Linked DNA regions of Mus musculus: regions 1 and 2 are each linked to region 3. Evidence: chromatin loops called from intact Hi-C (ENCODE). Cell type or tissue: left cerebral cortex. All regions are shown on one strand.

Region 1 (8,000 bases), 270 kb before region 3:
ACCAAGCACAAACGTGATACACATACATGCATCCAGGCAAACACCCACTTAAATACATAAGTCTTAAAATGTGTGTAAAATTGGGTTAAATTTAGGCTCCAATAACTCACAAATGGGTTTTTCACCTTCATAAATGTTCCCTGCACGGCAGAATGTGTTATATTCTTGACCTCTGTTTTTTGTTTGTTTGTTTGTTTGTTTGTTTTTTCTTTCTTTCTTTCTTTTCCCGAGACAGGGTTTCTCTGTATAGCCCTGGCTGTCTTGGAACTCACTCTGTAGACCAGGCTGGCCTCAAACTCAGAAATTCGCCTACCTCTGCCTCCCAAGTGCTAGAATTAAAGGCGTGCGCCGCCACTGCCCAGCTTGACCTCTGTTTAACCTTGGCTATTCCTACCCCTGTATTAAGGGGGACAACTAAACTGATCCTTTCAAGAAAGTACCAACCTAAAGAAAACCATTGGTCTAGACTATTTTAATTAGTGTTTACCTATGTATGGTTTGCTTGTATTTAAAAGAAAAATTTTGAGGTATACCTTTCCAAAGAAGTGATTTTCTAAAAGGCATCTTCAAAAATGTTTTGTGGATCCAAGAAAAACAACGTTAAAGACAAACTATACTTTTGTGTTAAATGTGCCTACAGAGTGCAAAGAGGCAAGGAGTGGTGGGGCACCCAGGAGGCAGATACAAGGCCAACCTGTTCTCCATAGTAGTTCCAAGAAAGCCAGAGCTATATAGAGAACCCCTGTCTTAAACAAAACAAACAAGCAAACAAACAAACAAAAAAACGAGGTTGCAAAGAATGGATGGAAGGGAGAAGGTGGCAGGTGGAACAAAATGCCACCACTAAGTAGATAACTTGTAAATTTCCTACCTGGAAGGCCGTGACCAAATTATTTCTTGTTGTCATGCAACACATAAAAAAGCTATTTTGTAGTTTTTAATTTCTTAAATTTTTGTTACAGCCACTGGATGTAGGTGCTGGAAATTGAACCCAGGTGCTCTCCAGCCAGGCCCCATTTCTTAGCTTTAGAGGGAGTACTCACTGAGACATATTTTTGCTGATAGAATTTTGGCACCTGCTCTTTCTTAATTGCTTTAAATTCACTTGTACCACTGGACAGAGAACCTTGCCAGCCCGGCCTACCTCAATTCCAAATCACTAGGTTGATCAATAAAAGAAATTCATTCTTCTGCCACCAGGGGTTGCTATTGCCATAGCTGCAACTGCAGGTTGGCTCCAGTTGCAGTTTAGAATGCTTTTCAAACAAAAGGCTCAAAATACAGTTATCTTTTATTAAATTTCAAATCACAGGTTTTATAGCTAACAAACCTGGGCAAACACTAAGAGAATATTCTAATGCAGCAACAAGGAAAAGACCCAGAAGATCAGCCCCAAGGGAAACCGACATCTAACAAGCAGTTCTCCTTCCTTCCACACAGGTTTCCCACTAATCACGGCCAAATAGCCAGCAAATGGTTCCAGGCAGGAAGTAATAGTTTTTATAAACATTAAAATGTAAACTGGGCCATGTGGTGGTGGCACACACCCAGCAATTTCTTTTTTTTTTTTTTTTTTTTTTTTTAGTGTTTTGCCTACATGTATACATGTGTACCGTATATCGACAGTGCCTATGGATGTCAGAAGAAGGTGTTGGATTCTTTGGAGCTGGGTTACAGATGGCTGTGATCCATCTATGTGGGTGCTGGGAACCAAACTTGGGTCCTTTGTAAGAGCAACAAGTGTTCTAAACTGTGTTCTAAAGTGTTCTCCTTTCCAGCCCCCAGTTTGATTGTTTTTAACCCTTGAGTGTGGGAGGAGCAGGGGTATAAAAGGCATGCGCCACTAACTGCCCAGCTTTGGATAGAATTTTCCAACAAAGAGAGATAAATAGAATATATAAATTTAAGTCTTACATGACATAGAAGGCTTCAGGAGGAAATGAACCAAAAAAAAAAAAAAAAAGTTTGAGCCAGAAATCATATGTTGATGAGAAAAATACTAGCCAGGCGTGGTGGCACACGCCTTTAATCCCAGCACTCGGGAGGCAGAGGCAGGCAGATTTCTGAGTTTGAGGCCAGCCTGGTCTACAAAGTGAGTTCCAGGACAGCCAAGGCCTATACAGAGAAACCTGTCTTGAAGAGAGAGAGAGAGAGAGAGAGAGAGAGAGAGAGATACTAAAGTGTCTTATGACAAAGGGGCTTGAGCTAACTACCCCACCCCCTTTGGTAAGACCATAGATGGTTTAAGGTCGTGTTTTGCCGCGAAAGCAGTTCAGCTTACCTTACAAGAAACAAAAGCAGGTGTTGAATCGTGAAAGCCCCCAGCCAGTTATTTTTAGCATGCCTCTTAATTTTTCTGTCCCCTGATTTCTTCTCTTCTGTGCCTAAGTCTGAATGGGTAACCACTTCAGGGAATGTCAGCAACAGAGGGGCCATGGAGGAAATGTCAACAAAGACAAGAAAGCAAACTATACAGACAGTCCACCCAAGCTGTTCAGCCATGGAACCATAGATAAATCCAACTATTACAGAAAAAAAAAAAAGAATTCCCTGCGACGTCAGTGCATGAGGTTCTGCCCTGGGTGGGCAGTGAATTCAGCTCCCCAGCACGACAGACAGCAGAGATTGGCTTGCACCTCTTTCATCCCTTTCCCCGGGGAGAAGCATGTCTTCCTGCAGGCACAGTGAAGGTCTCTTTCAGATCGCTGTTTTGTCTCCTGCTTTTAAGAGCAGGAGAAGTCAGAGTACTTGCGTTAGTTATTTCTCTGTTGCTGTGATAAAACTCCATGACCATGCCGGGTGGTGGTCTCACCAGCCTTTAGTCCAAACTTTTTGGGAGGCAGAGGCAGGAGGATCACTGGGAGTTTGAGGTCTACAGAGAGTTAGTTTCAGGACAGTCAAAGCTACACAGTGAAACCTTATAACAAAAACAAACAAACAAACAAAAAACACACCACAACCACAAGGAAGGCAATTTATAGAGGGAAGAGTTTTGAGGGGTTTTATGGTTCTAGGACTTCATGATCACTGGGAAGCACAGCAGGGAAGCTTCACAACAGGTAGGCATGGAGAAGGGAGAGCTCACATCTCATATTGTGAAGAGGAAGCAGAGCACAAACTGGCTGGTAGCTTTTGAAACAAACTCAGCCTCCAGTGATATACTTACTCCAGCAAGGCTACACCTCCTAAGCTTCTCCAATCAGAGCTACCCACTGGGGACCAAGTATTTGAATGTCTAAAACTAGGGGAGACATCTCAAATCACCACAGTACCAGTACCTGTTCTCTTCATATAAGTCAGCTGTCTCAACAACCATAGAATATTTGTGTGCTTCGAGGGAGGGGTAAACTGGTCTTTGAAAAAGACGTGTCCCCCAAGGGGAGGCTTGAAAAGTTCATCTTAGTCTTAATAGAGTGAATGAATGTAAATGCTTCTCATAATTACAGGACTAAGTCCATGAAACAATTGTTCGTTAACCTACCGCAGGCATCTGGCACCTTATGGCTCTCAATTATTAACTGTGAACTACCACTGAATGAGTATTACCTATATAAACTCTGGTGGTCAATGATCATGATTATAGAAACCTTGGAAGTTTACCTAAGGACAGAGTCCTGGCTCTGTACTGGCTTCCACTGCCTTACTGGTTGACCTTGGGCTTTAGCTTCATCATCCTTTAAGTCTAGACGATGACACCTATTTCATGGGATTATGAGGATTAGTGTGGGGGTGGGGTGGGGGGGGTAAAGAGTGTAAAGATTTCACACTTTGCTCAGCAGATAACTATTAATCAGTTATTAGAATGTTTATGTTCCCTAAGAGTCAGTGGTTATGTTTATGGAAGAGGTCTTAACTAGAAGGCAGACTGGATTTGATAGGCAGTCACCGCCCCACAACTATTACGATTCTGTGCCGTCTAACTAGTGTATTTAAATCCCTAGGCAGTCAAAATATATACAAAAGGGAGGAAACTATTCATGGCACATCTCTCCTCCAACACCTTTACAAAGTGAATAAACTAGGAATAGAATTTGGAATTTAGACATGGATGTCCGTAAAAGGCCGGTTGCACCACACCCACTCCGGAACAAAGCCAGAGCTGTCACAGCTTCCTCAACAGCACTAGCAGAAGCTAAAGGCTCGGGTCCATCTAGAACGGCCACAGCCACGCCTATAAAACCTCCCGCTCCATCTCAGGCACAGGGAGGGGTGGACAGTCCGTAGCCACATCTCCGCGCGCAAGCTGCGCAGCCGGCGTGCGGCAGACAGCCCCTGACGTCACACCCGCGCCGGCTCTCCAGCAGGCCCCTTGCTCGGCTTCCGCCTTCTCTCCCGGCGTCGCTTTCTGGAAGGTTCGTGGAGGAGGCGGTCAGGGAGACCGTTACTCCACAGCAAGCCGGAATCCGTGTCCATCCGTCCTCCTGAACCCGCGCAGACGCCACCAAGGTCGCCATGCCGGAGAACGTAGCTTCCCGAAGCGGGGCGCCCACCGCCGGGCCCGGCAGCCGCGGGAAAAGCGCCTACCAGGACCGCGACAAGCCAGCCCAGATCCGCTTCAGCAATATTTCCGCGGCCAAAGGTATCACCCGGTCGCCGGCCCGCCTCCGGCGGAACGGCCCAGCCTCGCTGTGACCTTGGCCCTGGGTGGGTTGTGTTCCTTCAAGGTGGTCTCGTTTGCAGCTTTCTGCTAAGCACTCGGAGCGTGGAGGCCTCGGACACGCCCCATTGTGGGACGCCGAGCTCCTTAGTTCGTCTCCTGCAGGCATGGGCGGTGTTGGTCACATTGGCGCAGACAGCCGTTTAAAATACTGAAAGCAATGATCCTTGAGATCTGACTCTTAAGAACTAAAGCTTGGCTGTTTATCAAACCTAGTGGTAGACGACACAGTATTTTGAGCTTTCAAATAAAATTCATTTTACTTTTTCAACATTTTCAAAAAAAGTTCATTTAACTTATGAACGTTCTTTGGCTCCGTAGTACTAATCGGATAGTCACTATAAATTCCCTTAAACTGGCAGGTGGGCGACATAGGGTTGTAAAAGCACGTGGTGAAAACCAGACAGGCCGAGTTTTATTCTCAGTATGTGCTATTTGACGCGTCTGACGTCTAAAGCAACAAAGCCTTAAGAGATACTGCCAGGGTTTATTTGGGTTGGAGACAAAGATGCATGATTTGGGAAGTGGACGGGGTGTTGTTTTATCTTCTGAAGGTCCTAGGATCCAAGAAACTCTTGACTTCGCAGTGCAGCTGTAAGTTGGGTGAGGTGACAGTTGATTTGCAGGGTTGCTGGGAGGATTAAATGTGAAAGTGTATGAAGTAAACCTGACAAGTACTGCAGTCACCAGTCCAGGTGACTGGAATGTGTTGGTGCTGTGAGGTGTGTGCGCAGGATGGGCCTTAAGGAGTTGGAGACGCCAAGCTGACCAGGTGCTCCATGTGAGAGTCTTTTGGAAGTTTGGAGTGAATACCTGACACCTGGAAGTTTATTGAGTTCATTAATTACGTTTGTGGTAGTGGAGTCATTGGGATGTTGAAAGATGAATTCTAGAGTCAGATGAGTGACCAAGAGAGTGTACACTCTATTAAGAAATGAGTTTACTTCAGGCAACCATCTTAGCTAGGGTTTCTATTATTGTGAAAACACAGGTTATGTGGATTTAGTTATTAATTTATGTATATGGGTGTTTTGTCTGTATGTATATTTGTACACCAGAAGGCATTGGATCCCATAGAACTGTGTTTATATGTGGTTGTGGGTGCTGGGAGTTGATCTCAGGGCCTCTGGAAGAGCAGCCATCTTTTATCCATCTGCTGAGCCATCCCTTCAGCCCCTCAACCTGCTTTCTTATGAACCCAGGACCACTAGCCCGGGGATGGACCCACCCACAAAGGATTGAGCCCTTCCCCCTCAATCTCTAGTCAAGAACATTCCCTATAGACTTGCCTACAACTCCGTTTTAACTGACTTTTTCTTAATTTGAGGAGTTACCGCCTCTGAGATCACTTTGGCTTGGGTCAAGTTCACATAAACTGTCCAGAACAGTTACTTTTCAAAGGAAGGGTGCACAAAAATTAAAAAGGACAGAAGGAGCCATGCACGTAGGCAGGATTGGTTACCCAAATTGCCTGTAAAGCTATCTAGTTACTAAAGGAGCAAAGGGCAAACTAGTTTTTCCAAGTCAAAACAGAATTCTAGAAAGTGAGAAAGGTTTCTTCCAGATACAATTTGAGTTGAGTTCATTTTGCAATTATCCATCCCTCTCAAATAAAGACAATATTACTTGCTAATGGTGAGGGAGATTTCACAGACAGAAAATACTGGTGGTTTTGTGTAAATCATTTTACAGTCATTAGCTTGTGTTCTAGAGATGGAGAGTCTAAAATACCATAATTTTTTAGTAGTGAATATCTTGAAACGGGTCCACAGAAATCATCTGAAACTTTGATGATAACATTAGACCAAAGTTAGGACATACGTAAAATATTGTTATACAAGGTATTTTCTGTTAAATTATTTATTCTTTGCCAAATATGGCCAAAAGCATATAGTAGTTAAGGGATACAGAAGAAATTTTAGCCTATGGGTCCCACATATGTTTTCTCAGCGGATTATGGTTTTGTTGGGGAGAGAAAAGGCTAATGGATGAATTGTGTACTACATTAGGGTGTTCAGCTGTTTCACTGATGCTTGTACTGTTATGGAATAGAGGAAATAAAACTAAGAACTTAAGACTACATTGTGCCATTTTGATTCTCACAGGAGTATTGAAAATTTGTTCTACATAGACATAGCACGTGAAGTATTCTAGTGTCTATTAGGGTTATTATTAGGCATGAAGTTGTAGGAGGCACAATAAGCTACTATATACCATATCCTAATAAGGACAAGTTTAAAACAAAACACTTTGCTTTTTTTTTAAGTCTTGATTTAATATGTGACTTTCTGTTTTTCTATTTTAACAGCGGTTGCTGATGCTATTAGAACAAGCCTTGGACCTAAAGGAATGGACAAAATGGTAAAATAAAAAAGTTAAATCGTTCATTACTTATTGAGAACTTCTGTTTACATTCTAAGGTCTAATGAAAGGTGGTGCTATTTGGGGGTTGGCAAATAGTTCTGTGCTAAAACTGGTAAATCTTGCCTAGGTGGAACAAGGCCCTGCTACCCCTCTTCCCCCTTGAGTCCCTCCAAAAATCTTAACATTCATCAAAAGGAGAGATTAGTTAGTATTTAACTATATTTTAATACCCTTTGGGTTGATTTTTTTTTTTTTTTTTTTTTGAGTCAGTAAAAAAATTAACTGAGACTGTCTCTTGATCCCCTGCTTCTGCTTGATGGGCTGGGATCACAGACTTGCGCTACCATGTTTGCTTGGCTGTTCATTTCTTTTGAAACATGAGCTTAATCTTTCTGCCTCAGCCTCTGGGATGCTAGGATTACAAGTGTGAGCCGCTGTGCCCAGTTCAACTTTTCAAACATTTTTTCTTAATTGACTGGCAGCATAAAACAGATATAATCTAATAATTTTTGGATTGATATGTCCTCAAATTAAGAGCTAGTTAGCAACCAAAAATGTGACAAACCAATATGGCTAGCCAAGGGATGTGGGGCATCTGAACTAAGGCCTCCATGCTTGAACTTTACTGAATGATTTCCCTCTAGACTCCTTTACATACCCTGGGCGGGGGCTAGAGAGAGGGGCACATACTGCTCTTACAGAGAGCCCAGGCTGTGCCGCCATTACTAGATGCAGAGGATCTGACACACACACACACACCATCTCTGAGCGCTGTCCTCAAATATATACACATACACACATGTAAGAGAGCAGCCCGGGCAGAGCCCGTTGATCTGAATGTTCTTACATTGTTTTACTAAGGAAAGGTATTTTGAGTTAAGCAATATACATATATAAACTAACTTGTATGTAATAGTAAATGGAATAGAACTAGTAGAATATTGCATTAAAGTTTTAAAAAACAAAACTTTCCAGATTC
Region 2 (8,000 bases), 630 kb before region 3:
CCAGCCTAGCTAGCCAGCTTACCCCCAGGATCTCCGTCTCTTCCGGGAATATAAATGGGTCTAAGCTGTGCTTCACTGGAATTCATATTTCTTGAAGGCTCTACACAGAAGCTGCTCCAAGATGGCCACTCAGCAGCTCACTCTGTTCTACCACCTAGTCAGATGGCCTCTGGTTACAAGATGGTGGCTGATTCTCTCCATCAGTCTGCAGTGGTCACCAGCTCCTTCTCCCAAACTGCTGTGCACAAAGCCAGAGGCTTGTAAAACCGAACCCCACCCATGGCAGTCTAGAAATCTCTAAATGAAAGTTTGGTTGGGTTGTCCCAGAAGCCAGTCAGGGAAAGGACCGGAGCCTGGGACAAGTTCCCATAGCTTCTAATACAAGGTGAGGTACTGGGTGAAAGATGCCCATCAGACCATAGTCAAGGACATTTAAAATAACAAACCTCTAGGCTGTTAAGTAGGGGCTCACTGGTACCCTGGAGGTTGCGGTAAAACTTCAAGAATGTGAGCTCCTCTTTTGTCCTCAGCAAAAGGGTTGCTAAATGACTGACCCCACCCTTAGGAGAGCCCAAGGCCTGGGCTGCCTGAGCTTGCTGACTAGGGGACAGTGCTTGTCACCACCTCAGCCATAATGATGTGGTGTAGTGTTGAGAGCAAAGGAACAGGCTTCATATATTGTCAACCAAGACAAGTGCCTGGAGATTGATGGCAGTACAGCACCCCTGACTTCTGGATGGAGCTGAGGTCAATGTCTATCAAGAATAACCAAGCAAGCCCTGCATCAGAATTGTGGGTGGAGAAGGCCACAGCTTCTAAAATGCAGAACTCTGGGACACTGAGATGACTCAGGGGTATAGGCGCTTGCTATGAATTGTGATACCCTGAGTTTGATTCTCCCAGACTCATTTGATGAAAAAGAAAAGCATCTCTTAAATATTGTCCTCTGACCTCAGTAGGGACACACACACAACACACTCACACACACACATACACACTCACACACACATACTCACACACACACAACACACTCACACACACACTCACTCACTCACACACACACATACACAATTTCTTCTTTCTTCTTTTTTTTAATTCGAGTGTGTGTATGTGTGTATACGTATGTTCCTTAAAAAGTCTTCGGAGGCTTGGTGACAGTATTATTTCTATCCCTTAGCAGGGCTTTTAGGAATGAAAGGGGTTTTTCCTCAACCCTAAGTGATTTGTAGCAATGCCTGGGGTGGGTTTCATCCAAAACACTGGGATCTGTGAAATGCTGCAGCTGTTTACAGTCCCACGGCTGCATCCAAGAATCCTTCACTAATCCAACTCTGCCTGTCTTAGGCCATACTATTCTCCCAAGGCTCACCTTCCAGAACGTGAAAACCTACAAAGGCAGAGGCCATGGGGACCCTTGCTGGAGGTTGGCAGCAAGGAAAGGACACATCAATAATTCCACTCCTTGGCTGCCAATGATTGGACTGTGGGTAAGAGTGGTATGGCAGCTGATCGGCTGGATTCACATCAAGGCGGTGGATGGCTAGCCAGCCTTCTTTGCTCACACACAGGCCCAGGCACAGGCCTGGCTAGAAGAATGCTCCATATTGCCTCTCCCCAGACTCAGGCAGTGACACAAGGCATGTGATAGCATCCGTCAGAACAAGTCCCTCTGGGCAAGAGTCAGTTCTTCGGCAAAAGCCAAGAGCAGGAGCACACAGCTGCCTTCAGCTGAAGTTGTCCTACACTGAAGGTTACAAGGAACAAGTTGTCCTTCCCTTCAGACGACTGACTTCCTTTTGGATGAAACATCCCAGCTTCTCCTGTCAGGAACATGCCCAAATAAAGTAGCTGCTGCAGCCTTGGAAAAGATTTAGCTCCACAGAGAAGCTGGGACCCAACGCCCACATGGGATTTTCTGGATTTGCCTTTCTTTCTCTCTTCCTTGCTTCCTTCCTTGCTTGCTTCCTTCCTTCCTTCCTTCCTTCCTTCCTTCCTTCCTTCCTTCCTTCCTTCCTTCCTTCCTTCCTCCCTCCCTCCCTCCCTCCCTCCCTTCCTTCCTTCCTTTCTTTTCATTATTATTACTATTAGTTCGGCAGCGGTCATTTGAGTTTGGCTTTCCAAAGCTGTCTGGAAAAAGCTGCCCAGGCTCAGCTGCTCAAGACTGAAATGGGCGTGATGGATGCAGCCGCAGCTCTCAGATTTCTTGTTGCAAGTTTTTCTGACCTGAGTCAAGTAACCTGTTGAGACCAGTCCCCTCATCTACCCAGAGGCCACTCAGCAAATGCTTAGCTCACACTCCTGGATTCCTGTGTGGAACAGTGGAGATAGCGATCTGGCTCGGAACAATTCCAGCTGTAAACAACGCACTTCCTGACGGCAGAAGCAGAGTCCTCGGGAAAATGGCGCGGGTCTGCCTGCAGCCCGCCCCCGTTCTGTGCTGTGGGTGATGCCCGGGGAGCAAGCCTGGAAAGTATGTCTGTTGACAGCAAGGAGAAGCGCTAAATAATCTGCCAGGGACAGGAACTGGCCGCTAGCTAGATTTTTCTACGTAGGATTATATTTTGAAATAATTGCTTCAAGATATTTTTTTAAAAACTTGGCTGGCTCAGGGAGACATTCAGATGATGGTCTGGGGCCTTCAATGTAAGCTAAGGCAGGCTTGTAGAATCATCACCCAGCACAGAAGGAAGGAAGCCAACAACTGGGGCAGAGAGAACGCTCAGTGAAGTGCGTTGGGTTTCCGGTGTCCAGAGTCAGTGTCAGACTGTGGTCTGCCAAAGGTCCTGAGAATCCAGAATGACTTCCCACATGCTCTGCTAGGGGAGTATTGGTGGGGAGGGGGGAGGGGGAGCTTTGGGGACTAGTGACAGAAAGGTTGTCAGCCTAGCCCCAGTCCACCTGGTCAGCTGACTCCTATTAGTTGATAACTCACCCTTGGAGTTACTGCGGAGAGCTGGGCAGCCCTCCCTCAAATGTCCCCTTGGCCTTCTCTCTGTTTTCTCAGGCCTCTGCACAAATGCCACCTTCTCAGGAAAATCTACCCTGTCTGAAAGGCTGATGTCCCCGCCTCATTTCCTAATGTTAAACATGTTGTCGTTCCCATTACAGTTTATATCGTCTATATTGTAACTATCTTAGCAGGAACAAAAATATTCTATTTTATTTATTTGTTTGCTTATTTTGGGACACGGTCCCATGCATACGAAGCCCACCTCAAACTCTCTAGTTGAAGAAGACCTTTAACTTCCCTGATGATTTTTGCCTCCACCTCCAACGTGCTGGGATTATGGGCACGTCACAACCGACACCCAGTTCATAGTTTCTTCAGTGTTCAGGATTGAACCCGGCTTCTTCTGCATGCCACACAAGCACTCTGCAAGCTGAGTTACATCTCCAGCCCCTGACAGGTGAAGCTATTCTAGACAATTCTGAACACACACACACACACACACACACACACACACACACACACACACACACAAGGTCCTGTATATCTCTCTAGTGAAATAATGGTCGCCATGAGATTAGAATCCCCCAAGATATTCATGCTAGGAGAAAGAAAGGATGGAGGCAGAGAGGAACATGGGTCCCAGAATGCTGTTTCACACAGCTCTAACAACTGCACAAGCCCACCTGGAGGACAGATTGGAGGTGTGAAAGGCAGGGCCACTCATTGCCCAGGACTGCTCAGCAGTGTGTACCGCGTGTCCTCTTATTAATCCTGAACTTCATGTCAGGACCCCACAGTGTGCTTGGGAGCTATGGGAGCTGTTTGTTCCTCTTGCTGGTGCGACCACACTGAATACATCTTTCTCTTCTCGATGGATGTTATTCACCTCTCTGATTGGCCTATTGAGAGGGGAGGGAGATGACCACGCCTAGGTTGCTGGACTGCCAGGCTGTGACCCAAAAAACTCTGGTAAGAATATTTTCCCCTCCAGCTAAGATGTCAAGTGCAAGAATGTATATTTTTACTTACAGTTGGGTCCAAGGGTTTTAGAAAAATGCATTCACATCATAAAGACTAGTAAATATTTACTGAATGTGTGAAGGAATCTTACATTTAGTATTGACTCACGTACCAAACACTAGTTATTTCCCTTAGATAGTTATGTGAATGAATATACCAAGAATGAACTTATAATCGCCTAGTGTAAAAGCAGGAACTACTTGCTTGTTTTCTTGAACTTTCAGTTAAAATTGGGGGGGGGGGGGGTTTGCAATTCCTGCATATAGCCACAGGATGGCACCATTGCTCAGTGTATTTTCTCTGGAAAGCCGGCTGGTATCAGAAAATTCTCCACCCTCCTTCCCCTCCTCCTTTTTCTCTCTTCCTTCCTCCTAATACTGTAAAAGTAAGTCTTTTCTGAAGCTCTGGAAGAAAAGACACCGAGCAGAATACATTGCTCGACACCTGTCTGGATCCCTTAGCTCCATCTTCTCTCTGGCCCAAAGCCCAGAGTCCTGCTGTTCCCAGGCTGAAAGGCAGTGCAGGGACCTTTAGGAATGCACTCCCTCTCCTCCCCACCACCCCACCACAGCCCCTGACATCCACTCTGAGTTCCTAATAGCACCATCTCAGCAGCCCCTACCTATCCTTCGGTCTGACTCTGAGAAACCATCAACAGAGAGGTTCTCTGGCCTTTGTCTACTGGCCTTATGAAAAGAATCATGTGATGCCTTTGAGGCTGTGGGCGGCACTGATGGTATTTTGTAATTGGGGAACAAGTTTCCAGGGGTGAAGCAGGGTTACTAAAACAAGAGGACAAAAGGAACATTAAAGATTTTGCTAACCTGATAACCCTGCTCAAACCGAACAATTGGGGGGCTTCCATTTCCTGGATCACAGCAGAGCTCTGACTTCCTGGGTTTGAAGGCTGTGGTCTGGTTCTAGCCATTTGCTGGTCTCAGGAATGGAAACCAGTAACCATCTCCAAACAGAGATTGGGAAAGGAAAATAAGTCACACCCACAGGAATTGTGGGTGCTCCCCCACTTCAGGCTCACCTCCCCTCTTCCAAGGCCCAGTCTAACCCAGACACAGTCACTGCAGGGAGCATGAGCAGTGCTTGACTAGAAGGTCATTCAGGGTGATGATTAGGACAGTCATCAATTCCTGAGGCCCAAGAGTGACTCACTTAGCTCTGATGTGCACAGATCAAAGGAGGGTATTTATGGCTTAGACACAAGCCTGCCATTCTTTGCCATAATAAATAATATAAAGTCCTCATTCTGCTGCCTGTCTCTACCCCAGCTGTCTTTGTACTGACATGAACACCCTTCTCTCTTCTCTCTACTCTTTTCCACCTTGAAAAATGTCAAGACATTCTTTGCTGGCTCTCAGACACTCGGCTGCCATGGTGCCATGGGGAGAGGGGCTCAAATGCCCATGTCCCCAGATAAGAGCACAGGCGGGTCTAGAGTAGGCTTGGAGCTAGCTCTTCCTGAGAACTTACCTTTCTTATTTTGCTTGAATGTGTCTCAGTGTTTGGGCATGCTAGAAGCCCAGCCTCCATTTAAGAGCTCCGTGACTTCAGGAGATCTGTCATGCTTCCATTCCCCAGTCTATAAAATATGGGTAATTAATAGCTCAAAGTCTGACTTATGAAAATGACAAGATAAAAATATGTAAAGTGCTCAGCACCAAGCCTGTTGCAAAACAATGCCAGTGAGCGCTGTTCGTGCTGCAGCATTCTTGTGGTATTTCCAAGAATTTATGGATGCAGCACAGACTGTTCTGTGTGTCCTCCTCAGTGAGGATGTGCACCCCACACCCCGCCCCCAGGACTCAAGACTAACAAACACTCTTACAGGAAGCAAATGGCCAGGAGGATGCTGTGAGCAGGTCCAGCTCAGCTTCTCTGTGGGCACTTCAGACCAAGTACTACCCAGTCGTTAGGCAGTGCCGGGTGCTTCTGGATGCTTTAAGAAGCCACATCTCTGGCTTCTAATCCCTAGATGCTAATAGTAGCCTTTTAGTTGTCACCAAAGAAGTGTCTCTGATGTTTGTCTGCAGTGGGCAATGGTTACCACAGACTCAACTAACCCCCTCTCCTAAGGCTGCAGGGACATTGCAGAAGAGGGAGTAGGTACTGAGAATTCTGCAATTTTGGTTTCTTTTACAATCCCAGAAATATTATAAGAATATAATATTCTTTTTAAAAATATAATATTAAAAATATAATAGAATATAATATTCTTTTTTTGTTTTAATCCCTAGTGATATGGGGCAGCATCTGACTGCGATGTGCCCCATGCTCTAGCAGAGGCATGGTTTTGCCAGCTGCAGATACTTTTTGTGATTGTGTGACATTTGGAATTCTGGGGACTTTTTAGAGGGTAGATAAATGCTAGGGCTTGTCAGTTGTTTAGTTTGTTAATAGTCGTGCTCAAAGAAGAAACAAAAGGAAAAAAATTAAATTCTGGAATCTCTCTCTCTGTGTCCTCTATCCTTCTTCTCTCCTATTTAGTGATGGGGTGAGCTGGAGTGAGGGGTATGATAAAGGTGAGAAAATGCCTACAAAGTAGTAAAGAGGGGCTGCAGGGGCGCACGTGGCCTAAGATCCAGAGGTGCACTGTGAAAAGGCGTGCTCTGGGCAGGACGCACCTGCTATACCCATGAAGTCAGAGCAGCTGTGGCTGTCTCCTTCACCAGATCATCATGCTGGCATCCCAGCTTGGATGGCCATGACACTGATAAAGCCCCACCCCTTCCTACGGAGCTAATGGGACTTAATGGGGTCACTGAAAGAAAGAGGGTCACGACCCTCAGCAGTATCACCCTGGTGCTGGGATTAATCCTACAGTGCCACCAGTCACCCTGGTGCTGGGATTAATCCTACAGTGTCACCAGTCAGCCCTTGCTCAAGTAAATAACTCCCCAGTTGTGCTCATAGAGACCTAAAACAACTAATGAATCACAATGGACTCTGGGGACGGGGGCGGGGTAGGGGCAGAAATATACATATAATATACAAGTAGAAGAGGGGTTCCAAAGTGGGGTGGAAAGAGGGTGTGTGAAGGGGAGGGGATAAGAGAGGATAATGGGGGATATAATCAAAGTAAAAAATATTGTAAAAGAGTGAACAGCGACAGCTGAGGAGGCAGAGATGCCTTGCATGAGAAACACTGGTCCAGGAACCACGGAAGGATGGGGTGCTCAGGCTGGGATCTCACAGAGCTAGTAGTGGCATGACTGTGTCTGTCCACCATGTCAGAGCTCATCGACTGACAATGATTTCCAAAGCCTTGTCATCATCAGTTTGCCAAATATTCCTGATTTCCCTTGACCTCTGACCTCTGACATTTATGTCAGACAAGATTTACTATGTAAATAATAAATAAGATTTATTTATGTAAATGACAAGAGCCAGACAGGTTCTCATCTTCCAACACTTCCTTTGTGTTTTGTTTGGTTTTGGGTTTTGTTCCAGACAGGGTTTCACTATGTAGCCTGGGCTAGCTTGAAACTCACTCTGTAGACCAGGCTGGCCTTGGACTCACAGAGATCCACCTGCCCCTACCTCCTGAGTGCTGGGACTACATGTTGTGTACCACCATGGCTAGCTTTTATTCCATTCTTAACTAGTAGTATTGGCATTCTGATCACAGATTTTTACCTCACTTAGTAACAAAGTTCTCAGTGTTTCAGATTGGCTACCAAAGGGTTAAAGAGGTTGCCGTGTTCAAAGGAGCCTGACTGGAATCAGAGCTGCCACAGATGCAGGGAGAGTTGTTGCACAGTTAGATATTAACACACACAGTTGGAGAACTGACCCGCAGGCCCTTCATATGACCTTCAGGATCTTCCAGGAGTGGTACAGGGCACCAGGTCTGAGTAGATAGACAGAAAAATAGGCAGATGGTTAGTAATCCAAGATGTTCCCACCAAGCACTGAGCAACATGCAGAGCTGGAGCCATGGGGACAGTTGGGAGTTCTTTCTTAGTCCCTTGATGAGATGGTTAGATTCAGGTCACTGGGGCTCTCCCTATCTATAACA
Region 3 (8,000 bases):
AAAAAGGAAAGAAAGTTAAAAAGAGTTGTGCTTTTTTTGGCTCAGGCCAAAAAACTGTGAGACCCAGGCAAACTTCATGGTGACTTGTGACTTGGAGGGACTGCCTCTTCTTTTCTTTCTTTTTCTTCCTTCCTTCCTCCCTCCCTCCCTCCCCCTCTCTTTTTTTCTCTTGTTCTTTCATTCTTTTTTTTTTTAAGACAGGCTCTTCTAGCCGGGCGTGGTGGAGGCAGAGGTTTTCTCTGTGTAGCCCTAGCTGTCCTGGAACTCTCTCTGTAGACCAGGCAGGCCTCGAACTCAGAAATCCACCTGCCTCTGCCTCCCGAGTGCTGGGATTAAAGGCATGCACCACCACACCTGGCCAGTACTGGAATTTTTTATCAGTCTTTGCACATAAAGTTTCTTTTCAGGAGTTTTCATTCACAGTTGGGATCACAGATGCACACCACCAGTGCCTGGCTGGAAATGTTCTTTTGATTTATTTTAAAGGAAACGTTCTTTGATTTGTTTTGAGACAGAGTCTCAGGGTTGTTCAAATACTGTCTCACTGGGGTAGGACTATCCTGTATCTAGAAATACTGAAGAGATGAAGAGTGGTTGCTTCCACCTGCGATCAGCTCTCAAGAGAGAGGGAAGACAGTGGACCAGCTAGGTATGTGCAGCAAATTCTAGGCCAGCAAGAGTTATGGTTGCATGTACCTTAAATCCCAGCATTCAGGAGGCAAAGGCAGGCACATCTCTGTAAGTACAAGGCCAGCCTGGTCTACACAGCCAGTTCTATGACATACAGATCTACATAGAGAGACCTTGTCTCAAAAACAACAGAAAGCTCTGGGCAAGTGTCTTAGTTTGGATTTTATTGCTGTGAAGAGACACCACGACCATGGCAACTCTTATAAAAGCAAGCATTTAATTGGGGATGGCTTATAGTTTCAAAAGTTTAGTCCAGTATCAGCATGACAAGAAGCATGGCAGAGTGCTTGCTGGCATACATGGTTCGGGAGGAGCTGAGAGATCTGCAAGCATCAGAAAGACTGTGTGCCACACTGGGCATAGCTTGAGCTTAGGAGACCTCAAAGCCTGCTTCCACAGTGACACAGTTCCTCCAACAAGGGCATACCCATTTCAACAAGGCCATTCCTTCTAATTGTTCCTATGGGACAAGCATTCTATGAATATGTTGGAGCCATACCTATTCAAACCACCACAGCAAGCCATAGCTAAAGGCATGAACCACCACACTTGGAAAAATACGATTTGTTTGTTTGTTTTTAAGACAGGGTCTGTTTGGCTTGGAACTCTCTATGTAGACCAGGCTGGCCTTTGACTCACAGAGATCTGCCTGCCTCTGCCTCCCCAGTCTTTCTACTAAGGGTGTGTCCCACTGTGCCAAGCCACAAAGGCTATTTTTCAGAAAGGCATCCATATACCTGTAATTCCAGTCAGCACTAGAGACAAACAGAGGAAAATTTGAATTTAAGGTCAGCCTGCAATTTATTTAGTCACAGGATACAGTGGCACTAGGGAGGCGGAGGCAGGATGGTCTCTGCCAGTTCTAAGCCAACAAGGGCTATACACCAAGTCACTGTCTCAAAAAAAGAAAAAGGAACCGATGGATTAACTCAACAAGGTGCTCTCATTTCCTCACTGGAGCTGTGCCAAGCAGCCCCTGACCCAAACAAACAAACAAAATAAATTCCTCACGAGATTATAAAGAATTAAATAGAACATTGCACATAAGGTCTTCCATACCCATTGAATTCAGGTATTCGACTTAGTTTATTTACATTTCCATATCTCTATCCTTGGGGGTAGGATTGTTTTTAACTGTTGAAGGTAATGAAAATGTATAAGCAGTGTCAGATCTGTGTTCCGAATATTTGTTTTTGTGTATAGGGATAGCATCTTCTGCCTCCAGCTGACACTGAATTTATTCTGTAGCTGAGGATGGCCTTGCATTCCTATTCTTCCTGTCACTTCTTCCCAAGTGCTGGGAGTTCAGGCCTGTGCAATATGCCAGGTCAACTGTGTTGACTTAATAAATGTTGTGGCACAACAGACCAGTCGATTTTGGTGGACTGCTGGCTGTTTTTCCCCCAGATAGGGTTCTCTTTGTAGTTCTGGCTGTCCTGGAGCTTGCTCTGTAGTCCAGGCTTGTTTGAATTCAAGAGATCTGCCTGCCTCTGCCTCTGTCACCACCACCCAACTGCTGGTTGTTTTAAGCAACCCTAATCAGCAAAACTGACCTGGCACTTGGGAGCCATGGGTTAACCTAGGGGCGTGGCATAATAAGGGCACGCACCAAGTTAAAAGAAGTTGGCACAAAATCTGTCTATACGCATTGTTAAGTTAGCAACAGGATTTTCAATGTGTTAGGACTAATTTTTAGAAATAACTTCTTGTTGAAGCAGTCTGGGGAGAGTTAATTTTTTGTTGTTGTTTTTTTTCGAGACAGGGTTTCTCTGTGTAGCCCTGGCTGTCCTCGAGCTCACTCTGTAGACCAGGCTGGCCTCGAACTCAGAAATCCCTGTCTCTGCCTTCCAAGTGCTGGGATTAAGGGCATGCGCCACCTCTGCCCGGTAGAGAGTTAAATTTTTAAGGAGGCTCGTCCAATAACTAACTAGACAACCGTTTCCAGGCGCCCAAACTGCACGCCCGTTTATGCCAACCTCGGCCCGTGCTATTCACGTTCCCATGCGGTGCCCAAACCCAGGCCTCTACAACGGATCCAAGGCCCAGGGCCTACCATCCGGCACCTATGTGTTCTTTTCGGTCCTTCGCGGCCGTCTATTTCCATGTAGAAACAGGGTGTGCCCTCCCTTTTCCGAGCACAGACCCCATCCTAAGGGCGGATGCTGGGGCCCCAGGACGAGGCCCCTGAGGTTGGCGGGAGCTCGAGGGGGCGGGCCGCCAGGGAACGGGGAGGGGGGGAAAGCAGAAAGACGAGCAACGCGCGCGGCGCTCAAACCCGCGCTGCCTTCTGCTCACGGGCGAACCCCACCCTCTCCGTCACCAAAGGCGCCCAGCCAATGGGCGAGCCGGAAAGGCCGGGCTTACAAGCGAGGGACCGAGAGGGGGAGCCACTCGAGGGGAAAGGGATGTAGAAGGCGGGCTGCACTTGACTGACAGCTCACTCAAGCCAATCCTCTGTGAGGCTTCTCCGCTCTCCTCTTTGCTGGGCTCTGTTCGACGTCCCACCTTCTCTTCCTCCACCCCCCCCTCACTCCTTTGCGTCCCGCCCCGCCTCCCCTCCCCCACTCTGCGGGCAAATCACTGCTGGAAAGAGGCGGGGGCCTAAGCGGCAGGCTCGTGTGGAGCCTTGAGGTGGGATTGACGGGCGCTCCGACCAATAAGAGGTAGGCTGATGGCGCGGCTGTGGCCGGGGCCGACCAATGGGCGCGCGGCCTGGGGGCGGAGGCCCAGGTTCCAAACGCTCCGCGGCGCCATGGGCTGAAAACTCAACCGAGATGGAATCTCCCAGTCTGAACCGGTTTCAACCGGTTCCGAGTTTGAGGCACTAGGAGGAGGGGGAGAAGCGGCTGCAGCGGCCGCGGCAGGAGCAGCGGGAGCTTCAGCATCAGCAAGAGCAACAGTAGCTACAGCCCCGGCGGCCGTGCCTGTTCCAGCCTTTGCTGCAGCAGTCGTGCAACCATCCCGAGGGGGAGGGGGGAGGCACCAGTCGCTGAGGAGCACGCGAAGGGGGGAAAGTTTAGGCTAGCTCGGGTGGGGGGGCCCGGCGCCGGAGCGGCGTGAGCGAGGGAGCCCTGTGTGGTAGGGGGAGCCGGACTGCAACTGGCGGCAGAGCGGCCCCGGCCGTACGGACTCGCGCTGCTGCTCCCGCCGCCGCCTGTGGCTGGAGGGTCCTGGGCTCTGTCTCACGGACTGGCCCGCTCCCCTCCCCCTTCCTTCCCTCCCCAGCCGGGCGGGAGCATTTATTTCTCGGATTAATTCCCCTTTTTGGTGGGGCGCGTGTGTGTGCGTGCGCGCGTGTGTGTGCGTGAGTGTGTGTTGGGTGGAGTTGTCCCTAGAATAGTAAATACTGAGCTTTTTTTTTTTTTTTTGCCCTTCTCTGCTTTTTAATTTCTTTTTTGTTTAAGGTGGGAAAACTGTGAAACCCACCTTGATTTCCTCCCCTCTCCCTCCTCCCCACCTTCCCTCGCCCCAAGCCCGGACAAGGAAGGAAGAAGCAGTTGGTTGAATTTCTGGGTAAGTCGGTCGTGTGCTCGGGGCCGAGGGTCGGGCGGCGGCGGCGCGGCGGGCATGAGGCGAGGCGGGCGGCGGGCGCGGGGCCCTCGGCGGAGCCTGAGATTGAATGGAAGCGCTTCTGTCGCTCGGTGATGGAGGTGGGGAGGCGGCCGCGGGAGGGGAGCGCTTGCTGGGTCATCTTCGTGTGCGGGTGGCGGTGGAGGAAGGCGAGGAGCGTGGTAGTGAGGCTGAGCCCCTGCGCGTGGGTGGAAGGGCTTCCCCAGTCCAAAGGGCTGGGGAGAGTCGGGGGTGATTTCGGGAACGTCTCTGTAAATTATTAGGAGTGGAAGTTTCCAGAAATATTTAGTGCAGCAGCATTGAAACGTCCGCCTGCATCACGTGGCCCCCTCGGTGGAGAGCTTGGGATGGGGGAGGGAGGGGCTACCGAGTCCCTTCTTATGTGAAGAAACTCGAAAGCCTTGTGGGTGATTTTTGTTGTTGTTGGTTTTGTGAGTGTGTGTATAACAAGAAGTAGGAAAGAGGAGTTAATTTCTTTTTTTCGGGGGCCTGCAGTTGGGGTTCCGTGTTGTAGGTTGTTTTCGCCCGGGGCATATATGTCTTGGTGAAACCGTGTACTGCTGGCCGTGGACAGTGAATGATGCCCTCCCTGCTCCTCCTTCTGGTTTCTTGAGTTTGCGGTGTAGGAGAGGAAGTGGTGGTAGAGGATGCACTGAATACTCGCCGAGGCGGGACCTCGGATCACTCAGAGGACATGCTGCATAGAGAATAGGGCGGTGAACTTAGGCGCCGGGTCTAAATGCCTCCTCCGAGTATGGGCGGGGTGAGTGCGTGCTCCTGTGAGCTATAGTTAGAAGTGCTGAGAGTCGTTCGGGTGGGAAGCCAGGGGAGGGCGGTCCCTTCCTAGTGAGGCGTGTGTTTCTTACTGAATGAAGCAGGCGATTGCCCACACACGGAGTAGCAGTCTTTTGTAGCATCTTGTTTTTTGACTCATTGTGAACTTACCTTTTTAGATGGCTACTGGTGGGTAGTGTTTTGCTGCTTGCAGTGCCATTGAAGGTATATGGACAATCACTTGTAGAGTCACAGCATTGTTTGATGGGTTCCTACAGTTCACAATCCAGTGAGTGGAATTTGGGATTGGGGGACACCAACGAGACAGGTGAACCAATCAGAAAGTGAACAATCCCTCCATAGCTGCACTACTTACTGCATGATTCTGTATCTTGAATGTGGGTGTCACGGCTGACGGTGGAATGACTATTTGGAAGCTGTTTGGTTGGGGCTGCTAAATGTGCTTGGCATTGACCACAGAGCCGCCATTTCTGGATTACCTATAGTTGAAGTTGGAAGATAACCGCTAGTTCCGAGAAAGGCCAACAACTGTATTTAAGTATTCTTAGATTGCACCCCTTCCCCCACATGAGTCTAGTATCTGAATTCTTAGAGAAGACCAACTTGAAAATGAAACTTAGGACTTAAGTGTAGGGTCATTTGACTAAACATTTAATCATTACTTTTTTTTTTAAAGAACTATAAATTGAGATAGTGTCTGAGACAAGTTGGTTGCAATTTTTAACCATAAACTCGAAAAATCTGTTTTAATCTGTAAAAGTTATGACACTTGAAGTTATTGGAAAGAATAGTTATTTGTTAGTGGGATTTATTTTTCTTGTATATTAGTGTTCTGTTTTTCCCTTCTTAAGACAGACAGAGTCTCACTGTGTATTCCAGTCTGTGCTTCCATCTCTTCTGGGATTGCATATGTCTTATCTCTTAACACTGGCCTTGGTGTTAATTGTCCTTTCACCTCCCAGGTGCTTTCTTTAATTTTTAATATATAATTTATTTTTACTTTTAGTTTATGTTTTGTTGGTGTTTTGCCTGCATGTATGTCTTTGTGGAGGTGTCAGAAAACCAGAAACCAGAGTTACAGATCAATGTGGGTGCTGGGAATTGAACCAGGGTCCTTTGGAAGCACAGCCACTGAGCTATCTCTCCAGCCCAGTTTGTTTGTTTCTTTTCTTTTTCTTTTTCTTTTTCTTTTTCTTTTTCTTTTTCTTTTTCTTTTCTTTTCTTTTCTTTTCTTTCTTCTTTTTCCGAGACAGGGTTTCTCTGTATAGCCCTGGCTGGCCTGGAACTCAAATCTGTAGACTCAGAAATGCACCTGCCTCTGCCTTCCAAGTGCTGGAATTAAAGGCCTGGGCCACCACTGCCGGGCTCCAGCCCAGTTTCTTTATCTTTACATGAGTGTAAATGTGAGCATATCTACCTATGAAAGAATTTTTGGACTCGTGAGGAGTTTGAGTGGGGAGCACAGATAGGTCTTACTCTGTTGCCTTTGTCTTTTAACAGTAGTATGCCGGGCGGTGGTGGTGCATGCCTTTAACCTGAGTTCCAGAACAGCCAGGTCTATACAGAGAAACCCTGTCTTGAAAAACCAAAAAACAACAAAAACCCCCCAGCCTTGGCCTGATTGTTAGTTACTTCAGATAGGGCTTCATAGCTCAGGCTGGTCTTAAACTCTGTATGTAGATGAGGCTTGGTCTTGGTTTTCTGATTTGAGTGTCAAGAGCGCTGGGGTTCCAGATGCACACTTCTGGTTTGAAACCAAGGAGTTCATGCATAGTAGAGCACTTCACTGACTGAGCCAAACCTAATCTTTGATTTATTATAACTAAGTTTTATCTTGGGCATGATTAATAAAACCTTTGTATTGAAGTATCAGCAGCACTACTACAGAAATACAGCGGAGAAACTACTTGTCCTAGCTGTGTTTTGAGCCAGGTTTCACTGAAAGGCTGAGGTGTTTTTTATTCAGGATCTCTGCAGTCCAAGGTATCCTGGAATTCACACTTCTGCCTTCACCTCCTAGGTGGTGGGATATAGGACTAGACCACCAAGGCCCACTTTGTACAGGTTTCAAACTGTTATTTTAAGAAAAGGATGGTACAGAATGGCTCAGCAGTTAAGAATTCCTGCTGCTCTTGGTGAGGACCTAGTCTCCATTCTGGGTGGCTCATAATCTCTGCGACTCCAGCTCAGTGGGATTCCACCTTGCTCAGGCCTATACAGGCACCTGCACTCTGGCACACAGAGCCACACACAAACCCAGTAAAGTGTAAATTCTTTTTTTTTTTTTTTAAAGATTTATTTATTATTATATGTAAATACACTGTAGCTGTCTTCAGACACACCAGAAGAGGGAGTCAGATCTTGTTAGGGATGGTTGTGAGCCACCATGTGGTTGCTGGGATTTGAACTCTGGACCTTCAGAAGAGCAGTCGGGTGCTCTTACCCACTGAGCCATCTCACCAGCCCCGTGTAAATTCTTAAAAACACAACTTTTTTCATACCAACCTAATTATTCAGAAACTGCGTGATCAAGCACGCTATTCATTTTCCAAATTCTGGAGGTTTTGTAAACTGCTGTAAAAGGTATTATGGATATGCTTAAAGTATCCTCTTTAAATGGTATGCAAAATTGTTTAAATTTGAACTACAAACCAAATGTAGTGGCTCACACTACACCTGTAGTTGCAATGCCTGGAAGGTTGAGGCAGAGTATTCATATGCAGCTCTATAGTTAGGAGAGGATCCAGCCTGTAATCTCCAAGCTGTATATTGAGTCTGAGACAGAAGGGTGGCAAGTTCAAGGGTTGCCTGGCTAGAGTGACTTCATTACCAGCTAGCAACTCTGTCTTATCTGAAAATAAAACCAAGGGGTGGAGAAATACAGCTCAGTGATAGTGTGCAGTGCCTAGCATTTACAAAGTTCAGTCCCTCGGTACCACAAAAAT

Evidence for each region. A loop is a pair of places that touch in the nucleus more often than their neighbours do. Peaks named below come from ENCODE experiments on the same cell type or tissue, not always from the same donor. Only the 100,000 strongest peaks of a DNase experiment are listed, where the experiment ranks them.
Region 1: it touches region 3 in a loop (4-fold over the local background); 19 of 42 quality-filtered maps call a loop at or near these places.
Region 2: a loop joins it to region 3, with 5 times the contacts of the local background. A loop is called at or near these places in 17 of 42 quality-filtered maps.

Annotation. Positions count from the first base shown.
Region 1 is chr11:22,986,302-22,994,301 of GRCm38, forward strand. Cct4 (chaperonin containing Tcp1, subunit 4 (delta)) reads left to right here and starts at 4,292. Exons shown (of 14, transcript NM_009837.1): 1 at 4,292-4,579; 2 at 6,966-7,018; 3 at 7,997-8,000. The coding sequence starts at 4,453. In left cerebral cortex, a CTCF peak has its summit at 1,197 (motif pointing right); DNase peaks (open chromatin) are centred at 1,195 and 4,272; H3K4me3 peaks cover 2,073 bases; H3K27ac peaks cover 1,225 bases.
Region 2 is chr11:22,627,453-22,635,452 of GRCm38, forward strand. No RefSeq gene overlaps it. Among named protein-coding and RNA genes, the nearest start is that of Gm12052, 20 kb to the left of the region's middle. In left cerebral cortex, a CTCF peak has its summit at 4,267 (motif pointing right); DNase peaks (open chromatin) are centred at 1,743, 2,371, 4,283, 5,089 and 1 more place; H3K4me3 peaks cover 395 bases; H3K27ac peaks cover 997 bases.
Region 3 is chr11:23,252,515-23,260,514 of GRCm38, forward strand. Xpo1 (exportin 1) reads left to right here and starts at 3,527. Exons shown (of 26, transcript NM_001035226.1): 1 at 3,527-3,646; 2 at 4,130-4,203. In left cerebral cortex, a CTCF peak has its summit at 3,064; DNase peaks (open chromatin) are centred at 3,117, 3,321, 3,904, 4,536 and 1 more place; H3K4me3 peaks cover 3,040 bases; H3K27ac peaks cover 2,183 bases.